2 separate regions of the Homo sapiens genome follow, and region 1 is linked to region 2. A link is an interaction called in ENCODE POLR2A ChIA-PET data of the cell type or tissue named here. Cell type or tissue: PC-3. All regions are shown on one strand. Links, peaks and the distances in the headings refer to the core of each region. The heading gives the core; the rest is flanking DNA.

Region 1 (7,962 bases), core at 2,552-6,551, 290 kb after region 2:
GTGGAAGGTATTTTTTTTTTCTTTTGCTAGTTTCATAAACAAAGCCACCTCTAGCTATTTAATTGCATTTTCAGTATCTCCCGTTAAAAAAATTTTTTTTTTCAGAGACAGAGTCATGGTGTGTCACCCAGGCCCGCCATCCGCCACCATGCCCAGATAATTTTTTTTTTTTTTTCAAACAGAGTCTTGCTTTGTTGCCCAGGCTGGAGTCTCGCTTTGTGGCACACGCCTATAATCCCAGTTACTCAGGAGGCTGAGGCAGGAGAATCGCTTGAACTCGGGAGGCGGAGGTCGCAGTGAGCCAAGATCATGCCACTGCACTCCAGCCTGGGTGACAAGAGCGAAACTCCGTCTCCAAAAAAAAAAAAAAAAAAAAAAAAAAAGAAGATGCATTTCCCCTTTGTCCTGGATAGCAGCTACCTTGGGTTTCTATATTTGCTTATTTGTCCCTCTCTACTCGGTGACTCATTCCACTTGGAAGAAACTTTGGACTGGAGTTCCCTGCCCCCACCCCTGCCACCAGACTGATTTGTTTTCTTGCTGTTATTGTCACACGATAAGCATGGGGTTGTTGGCTTTTTTTTTTTTTTTTTTTTTAACATTTCTTTCTCTTCTCCACTCTCCACCCCCCTCCTAAATGTTCCAGCCCGGTTCTCTGCATGCACTATTAGCTTGGAACTGTGTCGAAAACTTTTCAGAGTTTTGGGCTCGATGCTTGCAGGTTTCATGGTCTTATTCCCAAGAGCCTCCTGTCTCTTCTCATAAGTTCTGGAATTATCTCTAGTTACGTGCTTATCACAGGGTATGTTTCCCACTTTGCAAATCTCCATTTGGGTGGATCCCAACTGTTTTATTTATTTATTTATTATTTTATTTTATGTGTTTATTTTTGAGGCAAAGTATACCACATTTTCTTTTTCTTTTTGAGACAGTCTTGCTCTGTTGCCCAGGCTGGAGTGCAGTGTCACGATCTCGACTCACTACAAACTCTGCCTCCCGGGTTCAAGTGATTCTCCTGCCTCAGCCTCTCGAGTAGCTGGGATTACAGGCGCACACCACCACAACTGGCTAATTTTTGTATTTTTAGTGGAGACGGGGTTTCACCATGTTGGCAAGGATGGTCTCAATCTCTTGACCTCGTGATCTGCCCGCCTTGGCCCCTGAAAGTGCTGGAATTACAGGCATGAGCCACCGTGCCCGGGCTTCAACTGTTTTTATAATGATTAAAAAAAAAAAAATCGAAAGGCAGCACCGTGGCAAAGAAAGAGCTTTTTTATTTGTCCTTAGACATTAAGCACATTTATCCATTTGGTTCTGATGTGACAGAGGCTGGGAGTTGCAGGGAAAGGCAGGAAATCTGGCATAGGCCCTGCAGATCCTTCATTTCCACTCTTTTCTAATTTTGCTGGATACATGGCAAAAATATTCTGCAGTGGTCTTAAGGAGAAGTTCTAGAGCCAGACAGTTCTCTTTTTTTAGTTTCTTTCTTTTTATTTATTTATTTTTTTTGAGATGGAGTCTTGCTCTGTCACCCAGGCTGGACTTAAGTGGCGCGATCTCGGCTCACTACAAGCTCCGCCTCCCGGGTTCACGCCATTCTCCTGCCTCAGCCTCCCAAGTAGCTGTAGAGCCAGACAGTTCTGAGTTCAAGAGCTGGCCCTGCCACTTTGCAGCTATGAGATCTCGGACAAACCATATAATCTCTTAAACCAGGGGTCAGTCAGTAAGCTATATCCCATAGGCTAAATGTGGCCTGCTGCCTGATTTCTAATGATTTGTGAGCTAGGAGTCACTTTTGCATTTTATTTATTTATGTATTTATTTTTGAGATGGAGTCTTGCTCTGTCACCCAGGCTGGAGTGCAGTGGCACAATCTTGGCTCACTGCAACCTCCACCTCCTGGGTTCAAGTAATTCTCCTGTCTCACCCTCCAAGTAGCTGGGATTACAGGCGTGTGCCGCCATGCCCAGCTAATTTTTGTATTTTGGGTAGAGGTGGGGGTTTCACCATCTTGACCAGGCTGGTCTCGAACTCCTGACCTCAGGTGATCCGCCCACCTCGGCCTCCCAAAGTATTGGGATTACAGGCATGAGCCACCACGCCCTGCCCACTTTTGCATTTTAAAATGATTAAAGGAAAAACAAGGAGAGACGTGAACCAAAGGGTGCAAAGTTTCAGATGGGAGGAATACGTTCTAGGAATCCACTGCTCTGTAGATGAATGGTGACTATAGCTAATAACACATATTGCAAAATGGCTAGAAGAATAGATTTTAAATGTTCTCACAACAAAGAAATAAGTACATGAAGTGATGAGGATTTAATTAGCTTGTTTTAATCATTCCACAATTTATACTGTAACATAACTTTACACTGTACCCCATACGTGTACACAACTATTATTTTTATTTTTGTTTATTTATTTTAGAGACAGGGTCTAGCTCTGTCACCCAGGCTGGAGTACGGTGGAGCCTTCATAGCTCACTGCACCCTTGACCTCCTGGGCTCAAGTGATTCTTCCGCCTTAGCCTCCTGAGTAGCTGGGACTACAGGTGCGAACCATCGTGCCCGGCTAATTGTTCTATTTTCTGTGGAAATGGGGTCTGGCTATGTTGCCCAGGTTGGTCTCTAACTCCTGGGCTCCAGCAATCCTCCCTTCACGGCCTCCCATAGGGCTGGGATTACAGGCACGAGCCACTGTGCCTGACCTATAATACTGTTGTCAATTAAAAATAAAACAAATGATTTTTAGAAAGATAATATTATGGAAATTAATATTAATAGAAAATAGATAATAGGGCTGGGAGCTGTGGCTCACGCCTGTAATCTCAGCACTTTGGGAGGCCGAGGTGGGCGGATCACTTGAGGTCAGGAGTTTGAGACCAGCCTGGCCAACATGGTAAAACCCTGTCTTTACTGAAAATACAAAATTAGGCAGGCGCGGTGGTGAGCGCCTGTAATCCCAGCTACTCGGGAGGCTGAGGCAGGAGAATCACTTGAACCCGGGAGGCAGAGGTTGCAGTGAGCCGAGATTAAGCCATTGCGCTCCAGCCTGGGCAACAAGAGTGAAACTCCGTCTGGAAAAAAAAAAAAAAGGAAAAGAAAAGAAACCATCAGGGTTTAATGCTCAGCTTCTGGCTTAGGAAGTCTGGCTCTTACCGATAATGATAACCTCTGCATATATCTTTATCCATAGCACTATGGTTATAAAATTCTGCAATTCTCAAAGTCGCTTATGTGTCTTAGTCTGTGCTTTGCTGCCTTGGCGTCATTTCTGAGCAGGATCCTGGCTGTGAGCTCCCTGCGAGGGGTGGACACTCCCAGATGTGCAAAGCTCAGCCACCCTCCTTCTCCTCCTCTCTTCCTCCCAGGAGCTGCATCTCTGCGTCTCCCGCAAGCACTTCGCTCTGGAACGGGGCTGCAGGCTGCGTGGGCTGTCACCGGGGAACTACAGCGTGCGAATCCGGGCCACCTCCCTTGCGGGCAACGGCTCTTGGACGGAACCCACCTATTTCTACGTGACAGACTATTGTAAGTCTCCATGGCAGCCTCAGCTGACTGGGGCTGTGCTTAGCACTGAGCATGGTGGGACATTGCAGGGGATGACTTGGAGAGGCCGCAGGTGCTGGCCCTGGCCTTGACTCTCAGGCCTATCAGCTGCTGCGGTGCTTGCCCTCTTTGATCCTGCACTTTTTTTTTTTTTGAGATGGAGGCTTGCTTTGGAGTGCACTGGCACAATCTCAGCTCACTGTAGCCTCCGCCTCCCGGGTTCAAGTGATTCTCCCACCTCAGCCTCACAGTAGCTGGGACTACAGGTGCCCACCACCACGCCCGGCTAATTCTTGTATTTTTAGTAGAGATGGCATTTCACCATGTTGGCCAGGCTGGTCTCAAACTCCTGACCTCAAGTGATCCACCCGCCTCGGCCTCCCAAAGTGCTGGAATTACAGGCATGAGCCACCATGCCTGGCCTGATCCTGCACTTAAAAAAAAAAAAAAAAGTTTCAGAGGTACCTGTGCAGTTCATTATATAAGTAAATTGTGGCTGGGCACGGTGGCTCACACCTGTAATCCCAGCACTTTGGGAGGCCGAGGCGGGCAGATCACAAGGTCAGGAGATCGAGACCATCCTGGCCAACATGGTGAAACCCCATCTCTACTAAAAATACAAAAATAAATTAGCCAGGCATGGTGGCGGGCGCCTGTAGTCCCAGCTACTCAGGAGGCTGAGGCAGGAGCCTCAGGAACCCGGGAAGCAGAGCTTGCAGTGAACCGAGATCGTGCCACTGCACTCCAGCCTGGGCAACACAGTGAGACTCTGTCTCAAAAAATAAAATAAAATAAGTAAATTGGGTGTTGTTGGGGGTTTGCTGTACAGATAATTTTGTCACCCATGTAATCAGCATAGTACCTGATAGGTCGTTTTTTGATCCTTTCCCTCTTCTCACCCACCACTCTCAAGTAGGCACCTGTGTTAGTCTGTACTTACACTGCAATAAAGAAATACCTGGCCGGGCACAGTGGCTCACACCTGTAATCCCAGCACTTTGGGAGGCCGAGGTGGGCGGATCACTTGAGGTCAGGAGTTCGAGACCAGCCTGACCAACATGGTGAAACCCCATCTCTACCCAAAAATACAAAAATTAGCTGGGCATAGTGGTGTGCACCCGCAGTCCCAGCTACTCAGGAGGCTGAGGCAGGAGAATCACTTGAACCCGGGAGGCGGAGGTTGCAGTGAGCCGACATCACGCCACTGCACTCCAGCCTGGGTGACAGAGTGAGACTCTGTCTCAAAAAATAAAAAAGAAAGAAAGAGTGAAAGAGAGAGAGAAGAAAAAGAAAAAGAAAGAAAAGGAAAGAAAGAGAGAAAAAGAGAGATAAAAGAAAGAAAAAGAAAGAAGAGAAGAGAGAGAGGAAGAGGAAGAGGTCTGAGACTGGGACTCAGTAATTTATAAAGAAAAGAGGTTTAATTGGCTCCCAGTTCTGCAGGCAGTACAGGAACCATGATGCTGGCATCTGCTCAGCTTCTGAGGAAGCCTCAAGAAACTTTCAATCATGGTGGAAGGTGAAGTGGGAGCAAGGTGTTAAGACGGGGAGATGGTGCTACACACTTCTTAAACAACCAGATCCCATGAGAACCCACTTATTATACAGTACCCAGTAGGGATGTTGCTAACCCATTAGAAACCGCCTCCATGATCCAATCACCTCCCACCCGGCCACTCCTCCAACATTGGGGATTACATTTCAACAAGAGCTTTGGGTGGGGACACAGATCCAAACCATAGCAGTCCCGGTGTCTACTGTTCACTTCTTTCTGTCCATGTGTGGTCAGTGTCTCACTCTCACTTATGGGTGAGAACATGAGGTAGTTGGTTTTCTGTCCCTGTGTTAATTCAGTTAGGATAATCACCTCCAGCTCCATTCATGTTGCTGCAAAGAACATGATCTCATTCTTTTTCATGGCTGTGTAGTATTCCATGGTGTGTATGTATCACATTTTCTTTATCTGGCAATCCTGCACTTCCTCATCTGTACATGGAGATAATAACAGAACCACTTCAGGAGGTGGAGGGACATTTTAATGACACAAATGTTAAGTGCCTGGCACCTGTTGCTAGTGTCTCCATCTTTGTTACTAGAGTTTTTTGGCTAGATGAGGTGGCTCACACCTGTAATCCCAGAACTTTGGGAGGCTGAGGCAACAGGATTGCTTGAGGACAGGCATTAGAGACCAGCCTGAGCAACATAGCGAGACTCTGTCTCCACAAAAAAATACAAAAATTAGCCAGCTATGGTGGTGCATGCTTGTAATCCCAGGTACTTGGGAGGCTGAGACAGGGGGATCACTTGGGCCCAGGAATTTGAGGTTGCGGTGAACTGTGATTGTGCCACTGTACTCCAGCCTGGGTGACAGAGTAAGACCCTGTCTCTAAAAAATAAAAATTAAAAGAAGTTTACATCTGTCAAAAGTCATGCTGGGATCGGGACTAGCTATGTAATTTGCAAGACCCAGTGAACAATGAAAATGCAGAACTCCTTGCTTTAAAATTATTAAGAATTTGGCCGGGCACGTTGGCTCACGCCTGTCATCCCAGTACTTTCGGAGGCTGAGGCGGGAGGATCACCTGAGGTCAGGAGTTTGAGGCCAGCCTGGCCAGCAAGGTGAAACCCTGTCTCTATTAAAAATACAAAAATTAGCCGGGTGTGGTGGTGCATGCCTGTAGTCCCAGCTACTTGGGAGGCTGAGGCAGGAGAATCACTTGAACCCGAAAGGAGGAGGTTCCAGTGAGCCGAGATCGTGCCACTGAACTCTAGCCTGGGTGTCAGAGCAAGACTCTGTCACAAAAATAAGTAAATAAATAAAAATTAAAATAAAATGAATAAGCATTTCAGAGGGGCAACAGCAGAGCATTAAACTGACAGAAAAGGGTCCTGCATCCACTGCCTGAGATGTGGGAGGGATGGAAATGAGCAGTGATTTGGGGCAGGGGTGGGGAAGAGTGTGCTTCCAGAATACTGACCTCTGAGCCCACTGCCTGGTCCCACTGCACCTACGGGACTGTTTCGGGACTGCTGGAAAATCAGGATGTGGAAGAGCAGCAGAGAGGTTTATGGACAAGGGAGGGAAGGAACAGGGTGGCCCACCCATTCCAGGAGTGGATGTGATTTTTGATGTGAACTTTGTTGGAAACACATTGATATGAAACATATATTTTCTTATTCTATTTCAGTAGACGTCCCGTCAAATATTGCAAAAATTATCATCGGCCCCCTCATCTTTGTCTTTCTCTTCAGTGTTGTGATTGGAAGTATTTATCTATTCCTGAGAAAGAGGTGAGTTCAGTGAGTTCAGTGGTGTGCTGGGAACAGTTGGTTCTCTGGGGGAAAACATGCCTTGATATAGGTATAGGCATATTTAAGTTTATTATGAATTTTGCTGATATAGGATGTGTAACATGCAATTTACAGATAATTGTCATAATATGATATACACAACTCTTTATTGTAAATTCCCTCTAGACAGTTGATTCTCACAGAATGTTTTTATTGATTTTTTTTTTTGCCCAAACCTTTATATCCGAAGCTAACCTATTATTGCAATTGATAAACAAGTAAAGCTCCAATGTGAATGTTGATTAATTTTTCAAAATTTACATTAAGGAGTAGGACTTGACTGGGCACAGTGGCTCACACCTGTAATGCTAGCACTTTGGGAGGCCAAGGCGGGTGAATCACCTGAGGTCAGGAGTTTGAGACCAGCCTGGCCAACATGGTGAAACCTCGTCTCTACTAAAAATACTAAAAAATTAACCGGGCATGGTGGTGGGCGCCTGTAATCCCAGCTACTCAGGAGGCTGAGGCAGGAGAATTACTGAACCCTGGTGGCGGAGGTTGCAGTGAGCTGAAATCGCACCATTGCATTCTAGCCTGGGCGACAGAGGGAGACTCCGTCTCGGGAAAAAAAAAAAAAGTAGGACAAAACTGAAATAAGACATATATGTTCATCAGTGATATGAGTGACGTCTTTGCTGAGTCAGATGGTAATTTTTAAATATCAGAAGAACATTTTGTGCCACATGCAACATCACAGTTGCAGACATGACACGCTTTTAAGTTTAATCTACATGATTAAACATTTTTCTCAGCTGGGCACGGTGGCTCACACCTGTAATCCCAACACTTTGGGAGGCCGAGGCGGGCGGATCATGAGGTCAGGAGTTCGAGACCAGCCTGACCAACATGGTGAAACCCCGTCTCTACTAAAAATACAAAAATTAGCAAGGTGTGGTGATGTGCGCCTGTAATCCCAGCTTCTCAGGAGGCTGAGGCAGGAGAATCGCTTGAACCCAGGAGGCAGAGGTTGCAGTGAGCCGAGATCGCACCATTGCACTCCAGCCTGGGCAACAGAGTGAGACTTTGTCTCAAAAACAAAACAAAACAAAAAAATATTTTTCTCATC
Region 2 (7,962 bases), core at 2,130-6,129:
CTCTTGCACCCTGAAATCCAATCGGCCACAGTTCTGCCTTCTGCCTGTTTATTTTTATTTATTTATTTATTTTTGAGACGGAGTCTCACTCTGTTGCCCAGGCTGGAGTGCAGTGGTGTGATCTCAGCTCACTGCAACCTCCGCCTCCCGGGTTCAAGCAATTCTCCCGCCTAAGCCTCCCGAGTAGCTGGGATTACAGGCGCCTGCCACCACACCTAGGTAATTTTGGTATTTTTAGTAGAGATGAGGTTTCACCACGTTGGCCAAGCTGGTCTCAAAAGCCTGACCTCAAGTGATCTGCCTGCCTTGGCCTCCTAAAGTGCTGGGATTACAGGCATGAGCCGCCACACCTGGCCTTCTGTTTAACGGGCTTTGGGGCTGCCCACTGGTCACTTAGCCCAGGCTGAGATCGCCGTGGGTGGCTGCCCATCCAGACTCACCCATTCTCATCCCGCCCCATCTACAGGGTCCAGACCCTCTCTGGCCTCACCTCTTGCCACATTTTGTACCCTATACCCCAACTACGCTGACATGCCATACCAGGGGGGAGCCTCAGAGCCCCCGGCCCCTCGACTCAAGGCGTCTCTCTTATCTGGCCAGCTGTGGGGCCGGGTCAGAGTCCTTCTGCATGGCGTGCCCCTGCCCTCGGGCCCGTGGCCTAGGCCTGCGGGCTTCCTTTACAGCTCACCACACTCCCGACTTTATTGCACAGCCTCGCTGCACCTTGACCTCCCTGGGAGCAAGGGTCAGGTGCTGTTCATCTCCAGGCACTGGTGTCACATCAGATCTACGTGCTCAGCCCATTGCGGCACGAGCACACAGCCATGCAGGCTACCACGGCCCTGTGGCGAAGGATGCAGTCGGGCAGGGCGGGGAGCACAGTTAGGAGAGAGATCAGGGAGGGCACCCAAAGGTTCGACCTGCAGGGGCCCAGGGTAATCTCTTTCTTGGCCATTTCACTTTCGTTTTTTCGACACAGTTTCACTCTGTTGCCCAGGCTGGAGTGCAGTGGCGTGGTCATAGCTCGCTGCAGCCTCCCACTCCTGGGCTCAAGTGATCCTCCTGCCTCAGCCTTCTGAACCATTAAAGACAACAGCCACCTTCAGGGCCATTATCTTTGGTGGGATTTTAAGTTCCACTTAAAAAAAAAAATCTCTTCAGAAGGCCAAGGTGGGAAGATCACTGGAGGCCAGGAGTTCGAGGCTACAGTGAGCTATGATCGCACCACTGCACTCCAGCTTGAGAGAAGTGAGAGTCCATTTCAGAAGAAAGAAAATCTCCATGCAACAGGCCGTGGGCTCACCAGGTTCTGCTGGAAGGTGAAGGAAGGCCATAGCCAGGAAGCAAGTGGGCGCCTGGCCCGACAGATGGGAACACAAACTACCTCGCAAAGCCAAGGGTTACTTACCCAAGAAAATTGAGTTAAAAACTGCCTGAAAAAATGCATTTTAAGCACTGCTATTTCTTAAGTGGAATTGTATGACTCTTCGACTTAGCTACCACCCACCCCCATTCAGTTTCACATAAACATGAAAATCCTTACACATTCTCAACATGACCGCAGGAATTAACTGTTGAGCTACTTTCTGGTTTTATCATCTTATTCTTCTTACTGTTTATTTAAGTTCTGTACATGTTTGCCCAGAGATTTGACTCTGTTACTCTTATTCTATTCCTTTAAAAGAGAGGTGATTTTCATTTTTTTCTCTCCCTCTTTTTCTTTTTTCTTTTTTGAGACAGAGTCTCACTCTGTCATCCAGGCTGGAGTACAGTGGCACGATCTTGGCTCACTGCAGACTGCCTCCCAGATTCGACCAATTCTTGTGCTTCGGCCTCCCAAGTAGCTGGGATTACAGGCGTGTGCCAACACACCTGGCTAATTTTTGTATTTTTAGTAGAGACAGGGTTTCACCATGTTTCTCAGGCTGGTGTTGAATTCCTGAGCTCAAGAAATCTGCCTGCCTCAGCCTCCCAAAGTGCTGGGGTTACAGGTGTGAGCCACTGCGCCCGGCCTTCTTTTTTTTTTTTTTTAGAGACAGGGTCTCCCTCTGTCATCCAGGTTGGAGTGCAGTGGCGTGATCATAGCTCACTGCAGCCTTGACCTCCTGGGCTCCAGTGATCCTCCCACCTCAACCTCCCAAGTAGCTGGAACTACAGGCAGACACTCCCACACTCGGCTGATTTTTGTATTTTCTGTAGAGACACGGTCTTGCTATGTTGCCCAGGCAGATCTTGAACTCCTTCCTGCGCTCAGGCAATCCTCCCACCTCGGCCTCCCAAAGTGCTGGGATTACAGGCGAGAGCCACCATGCCTGGCCAAGACAGCCCTTTTTTTCTGGACAATGCCTGGACACATGAAGCCCACAGACATCCCCCCTCCAGGGTACTGGGTAGACACACTTGCCGTTGGGCCCACCTTGCGAAAGTGAGGCAGCTGGGGCAACATTTGACCTCAGTGAGACTCATTTCTTCACTGGGGGCTCTCCAGGAGCCTGCGGTGAATTGGGCCCTAAAACATCCTGTGTGCGCCTTTCCTGGCAGGTTCTGCGACAGCAAAAAGGCCAGATGGAACCACATTCTTGCCTGCAGTGGGGGTTCTGGGTTTTCCCCACCTCGAGCTTACGAGAGGGAAAAAGGAGGCCAGGGTCACCTCTAACCCCAAAGTGCCTGACCTCGGCTCCTCCACCCCAAGAATTCAAACTTAACTTTCTCTGAGACTCAGAAGGCTCTGTAGAACCTTTCAACACGGCGAGGTGACCTATGATTTTAGAATATTTGACAGCATAACTAAGAACTCAAGAGTCCACAGTGAGAAACTGCATTCTCCATGGAAACCAATCGACGCCACTTTTCCTCCTGGGACCAGTCTCGTCCTAAAAGTAAGGGATGCTTCACAGTACAAAACACACTTGCTGCTAGCTGGAAATATCCACATCCTAAGGCCTTTATCCTGGTGGAAGCATTCCATTCTGAGCAAACGTTCTCTCAGCCACGGCAGCGGCATTTCTGTGACATAGGAAAATACTACGTGATTTTGCATAAGGGGAAAACTGAGGTGGAGGTGGGAAAGGCAGGCAGAGAGCTAGATTCTGGTGCCCAAATCACTAGACGTCGATTAGGTGTCTGGTGTACTACCTAAGAGTAAATTCTCATCATTCTTTGGTGCTTTTTTTCTTTTTTTTTTTTTTTTGAGACAGAGTCTCACTTTGTCGCCCAGGCTGGAGTGTGCTGGCGCAATCTCAGCTCACTGCAACCTCTGCCTCCCAGGTTCAAGCAATTATCCTGCCTCAGCCTCCTGAGTAGCCGGGACGACAGGCACGTTCCACCACGCCCGGCTAATTTTTCTATTTTTAGTAGAGACAGGTTTCATCATGTTGGCCAGGCTGGTCTCCAACTCCTAACCTCAGGTGATCCACCCGCCTCAGCCTCCCAAAGTGTTGGGATTACAGGCATGAGCCACCGCGCCCAGGTTATTCTTTGCTGCTTTTTTTCTTTTTTGAGACAGGGTCTTGCTCTGTTGACCAGGTTAGAGTGCAGTGGTGCAGTCATGGCTCACCACAGTCTCCAACTGCTAGGCTCTAGCCATCCTCCTGCCTCAGCCTCCCAAGTAGCTGGGACTATAGGCATGTGCCACCAAGCCTGGCTAATTTCCTATTTTCTTATTTTATTTTATTTTTGAGACAGGGTCTCACTCTGTTGCCCAGGCTGGAGTGCAGTGGTGCATTCATAGGTCACTGTAGCCTCGAACTCCTGAGTTCAAACAATCCTCCTGCCTCAGCCTCCTGAGTAGCTGGGACTACGGGCACACACCAATATGTCTGGCTAATTTTTATGTTTTTTGTAGAGACAGGGTGTTGCTATGTTGCCCAGGCTGGTCTTGAACTCCTAACCTCAAGCGATTCTCCTGCCTTGGTCTCCCAAAGTGCTGAGATTACAGGCATGAGCCACTGTGCCCGGCCTCTCATAATTCTTAATAAGCTTTTTTTTTTTTTTTTGAGACGGAGTCTCACTCTGTCACCCGGGCTGGAGTGCAGTGGCGCTATCTCAGCTCACTGCAACGTCCACCTCCCAGGTTCAAGCAATTCTCCTGCCTCAGTCTCCTGAGTAGCTGGGATTACAGGCACCCGCCACCATGCCTGGCTAATTTTTGTATTTTTAGTAGAGACGGGGTGTCACCATGTTGGCCAGGCTGGTCTTGAACTCCTGACCTCGTGATCCGCCCGCCTCACCCTCTCCAATTGCTGGGATTACAGGCGTGAACCACTGTGCCCGGCCCATTCTTAATAAGCTTTAACTTCAAAAGTTTGTTTTTTTTGTGGGGAAGTAGGGGGAGACCCCCACCTTTTTTCCATTGATGTAGAACGCATTTCTCTAAATGTGTAAGACCAAGCCAGAGCCCTACTCTTGTTTAATGAAGATAAGAACTAAGGTAAACTGCTATAGGTGAGTCACCTTAGGGGCATTAGAAAAAAAAAGGGCGGAACAAAGTGGAACATTCTTGGGCATAAAACCAGTTGGCTGCATGTCATGGTCTTAAAAAAGTACAAATGTGGTACAAACTCTTCATCTGCAAAGATTCCTGGCTGATAAGAAATGGCTCTCGGGAAATACTGATAAGGGCTCATGAAGAAATATCACCTATAGCACTGTTACCTGAATTTGAGCCTTTTTTTTTTTTTTCCCCGAGACGTAGTCTCACTCTGTCACCAGGCTGGAGTGCAGTGGCGTGATCTCGGCTCACTGCAACCTCTGCCTCCCGGGTTCCAGCGATTCTCCTGCCTCAGCCACCCAAGTAGCTGGGATTACAGGCACCTGCCACCATGCCTGGCAAATTTTTGTATTTTTAGTAGAGATGAGGTTTCACCATGTTGGCCAGGATGGTCCCGATCTCCTGAACTCGTGATCCGCCCGCCTCGGCCTCCCAAAGTGCTGGGATTACAGGCGTGAGCCACCGCGCCCAGTCTAAATTTGAGCCTTCTTAATGAATAGTACAAGAGTGAACTAAAATTTAAAATTAAATTAAAATCGACCAGCACTCTTACCATCACTTACAAATGTCTCTGTGCCCCCATCTTTATTGACACGGGTGTACATGTTCAGTTATAGTTGCAGGGAACACACAAGTATTTCACGTTGCTATAGACTTTGTAAGTATCGCTTTAATCGTTTCCCTGCTGTTAGACATTCGAGGCATTCCAATTTCATACAAGAGCCTCCGTGAGACGAGATTTTGGACGCAAAGGTTACAAATCCTTTCTGATGTTTAGACTTGCATTACCAAATTGCTTTTCCCAAGGACTTTGCTAATAAGTGTAACCTTGCAAGAAAATCTAGCTCAAGAAAGAAACTCCGGCCTGGGGTGGTGGCTCATGCTTGTAATCCCAGCACTCTGGGAGGCTGAGACAGGCGGATCACCTGAGGTCGGGAGTTCGAGACCAGCCTGACCAACATGGAGAAACCCTTTCTCTACTAAATATACAAAATTAGCCGGGCGTGGTGGTGGGCGCCTGTAATCCCAGCTACTCGGGAGGCTGAGGCAGGAGAATCGCTTGAACCCGGGAGGTGGAGGTTGCGGTCAGCCGAGATCACGCCATTGCACTGTCCAGCCTGGGCAAAAATAGCAAAACTCCATCTCAGAAATAAATAAATAAGTAAATAACATAAAAACCTCAAAGTGGAGGGCCACCATTTTTGATGCCACCCCAAATCAATAGTGTGTCAGTTTTCACATGGCTTGCTTCTATGAGATCCACTTCTGGGTTCACTTCTACTAGAGCCACTAGAACACACAGCTCGCTTCTATCAATACTAGATCGACTTCCTCTGTTTCCTTTCCCAAGTGTAGGGATGCGGGCTGTAGAATTAGGGGTATCTTGATACATGACATTTCTTTTCCAAAACACAGGCTTTGGCATCAGGTGGAACACGGGTTTGAATCTTATTCTGCCACGTGCTTTTTTTTTTTTTTTTGAGATAGAGTCTCTCGCCCTGTCACCCAGGCTAGAGTGCAGTGGCGCGATCTCGGCTCATTGCAACCTCTGCCTCCTGGGTTGGTTCAAGTGATTCTCGTGCCTCAGCCTCCCGAGTAGCTGGGATTACGGCCATGCATTACCACGCCCGGCTAATTTTTTCTACTTGTAGTAGAGAAGGATTTTCACTATGTTGGCCAGGCTGGTCTCAAACTCCTGGCCTCAAGTGATCCGCTCGCCTCGGCCTCCCAAAGTGCTGCCATGTGCTTTCACTACCTTTTTGATCATGGCCAATTAATGACCAGGCTCCCCTGAGATTGTTTAGTCATCTGTGCAGAAGTAATAAATGACATCCACCTCACAGGACTGTTGGGACAATTCAAGGGGGAAATAAACCTCAAGAATCTGAGAACAGAGCAAGGGGCCAACTGTTAGCTCCCTCACACCCAACCCGAATACTCAAACAGCTAACTGAAGATAGATGGGACAATATTCTCCTGAACGCAGACCGGACCGTGCAAATGGGCTCAGTAATAATCCATGAAACCCCAGCACAATGGAACGAGGAGGAACTGGGGCTTAGCTCCTCCCGGCTATTAATCCCTGAGCTGTCCAGACAGTCACTGATGACCCATGAGCCATGTTTCCAAAAAAAAATTATTTACACATCTGTTTAGAAAAGTTAAAACAGCCTGGTGGGGTAGCTTATGACTGTAATCCCAGCACTTTGGGAGGCCAAGATGGGCGGATTACTTGAGATCAGGAGTTTGAGATCAGCCTGGCCAACATGGTGAAACCCCATCTCTGCTACAAATACAAAAAGTAGCTGGGTGTGGTGGTGTGTGCCTGTAATCCCAGCTTCTTGGGAGGCTGAGGCAGGAGAATTGCTTGAACCTGGGAGGTGGAGACTGCAGTGAGCCGAGATCCTGCCACTGCACTCCAGTCTGGGTGACAGGGTGAGACTCCATCTCAAAAAAAAAAAAAAAAAAAAGAAAAGTTAGAACACATTTTGTTGTGGGACTGATGATGCGGTGTTTGAGAGGAGATCTCCAGTCCAGAGGAGCCCAGGTGATCCAGGAGGTGGTGTGTTAGCAAAGGATGATGGGATCGCCAATAGTGGGAGCTGGGGTGGCCTGAGGAGGAAGGTGAGTCATTTTGCCTGAAGGCAGGAGATCATGGGATCCTTTGCACTGGGTTTTGAGGGATGAATAGGAGGTCATTAGAAGAAAGAAGGATGAGGGAAAGTCATTCCAGGATAGGACAGTGGGCAAGGGCAGAGCCATTAACAGGGGGAATGATGGCATATTGTGGGGAAGGTGGTTACAGGACAGAAGGCTGCGCGGGGCGGGGGGGCATGGGCGGGAGCTGGGCAGACAGGCAGTGCTAGAAGAGTGTGGCCAGAGATGAAGATTAAAAGGCAGGCTGGGCGGGGCATGCGTGGCGTTTTACATGCTGCCCTACGACACTCTTCCAGAATAGGAGCCAGGGGAAGGTTTTAGGCAGGGAGAGGCATGATTAAACCTGCATTACAGAGGTAACCAGTGATAGGAGAGGCAAATGATTAGACGGGGACAGAGAGATGACAGAGGCAGGGAACCAGTTTGGCAGCCTGAGTGCGAGGTGACAAAGCCCTTAAGGAAGGCAGAGGGTGAAAAGTTGGGACAGGAGGTCAGAGGCAGAACCAGCAGGGCTTGGTGCCCCGGTAAACACGGGCACGGATGGAGGAGGCCAGGATGACGAAGATGTCTGGTTTGGGCCACCGAGGTGGGACCTGGAAGAAGGAAGGGAGAAGGGGACAGAGGTGGGAAAAAGAACAGCTCTCCCAGCAGACATGGTCAGTCTGAAATGCCACCCAGGACCCTCTGCTCAGAAGTCCTGAAGGCTGTTGAGACGTGCGTGGAGTCAGGGCCATCATCAAGGCTGGGGACACCTATTTCTTTATTTTTGAGGCGGAGTGTCACTCTGTTGCCCAGTCTGGAGTGCAGTGGCACCA

What was found. Peaks named below come from ENCODE experiments on the same cell type or tissue, not always from the same donor. Only the 100,000 strongest peaks of a DNase experiment are listed, where the experiment ranks them.
Region 1: POLR2A ChIA-PET joins it to region 2 with 7 read pairs; 3 of 35 experiments call an interaction of 5 or more read pairs at or near these places.

Annotation. Positions count from the first base shown.
Region 1 is chr19:7,127,726-7,135,687 of GRCh38, reverse strand. INSR (insulin receptor) reads left to right here. Exons shown (of 22, transcript NM_000208.4): 14 at 3,371-3,530; 15 at 6,734-6,836. Among named protein-coding and RNA genes, the nearest start is that of ZNF557, 62 kb to the right of the region's middle. In PC-3, for the core only: no CTCF peak of the experiment used is centred there; no DNase peak of the experiment used is centred there.
Region 2 is chr19:7,421,715-7,429,676 of GRCh38, reverse strand. The region is part of intron 10 of ARHGEF18 (Rho/Rac guanine nucleotide exchange factor 18); the gene reads right to left. Among named protein-coding and RNA genes, the nearest start is that of ARHGEF18-AS1, 31 kb to the right of the region's middle. RefSeq lists enhancers at 736-915, 936-1,045, 1,496-1,545, 2,686-2,765. In PC-3, for the core only: no CTCF peak of the experiment used is centred there; a DNase peak (open chromatin) is centred at 4,476.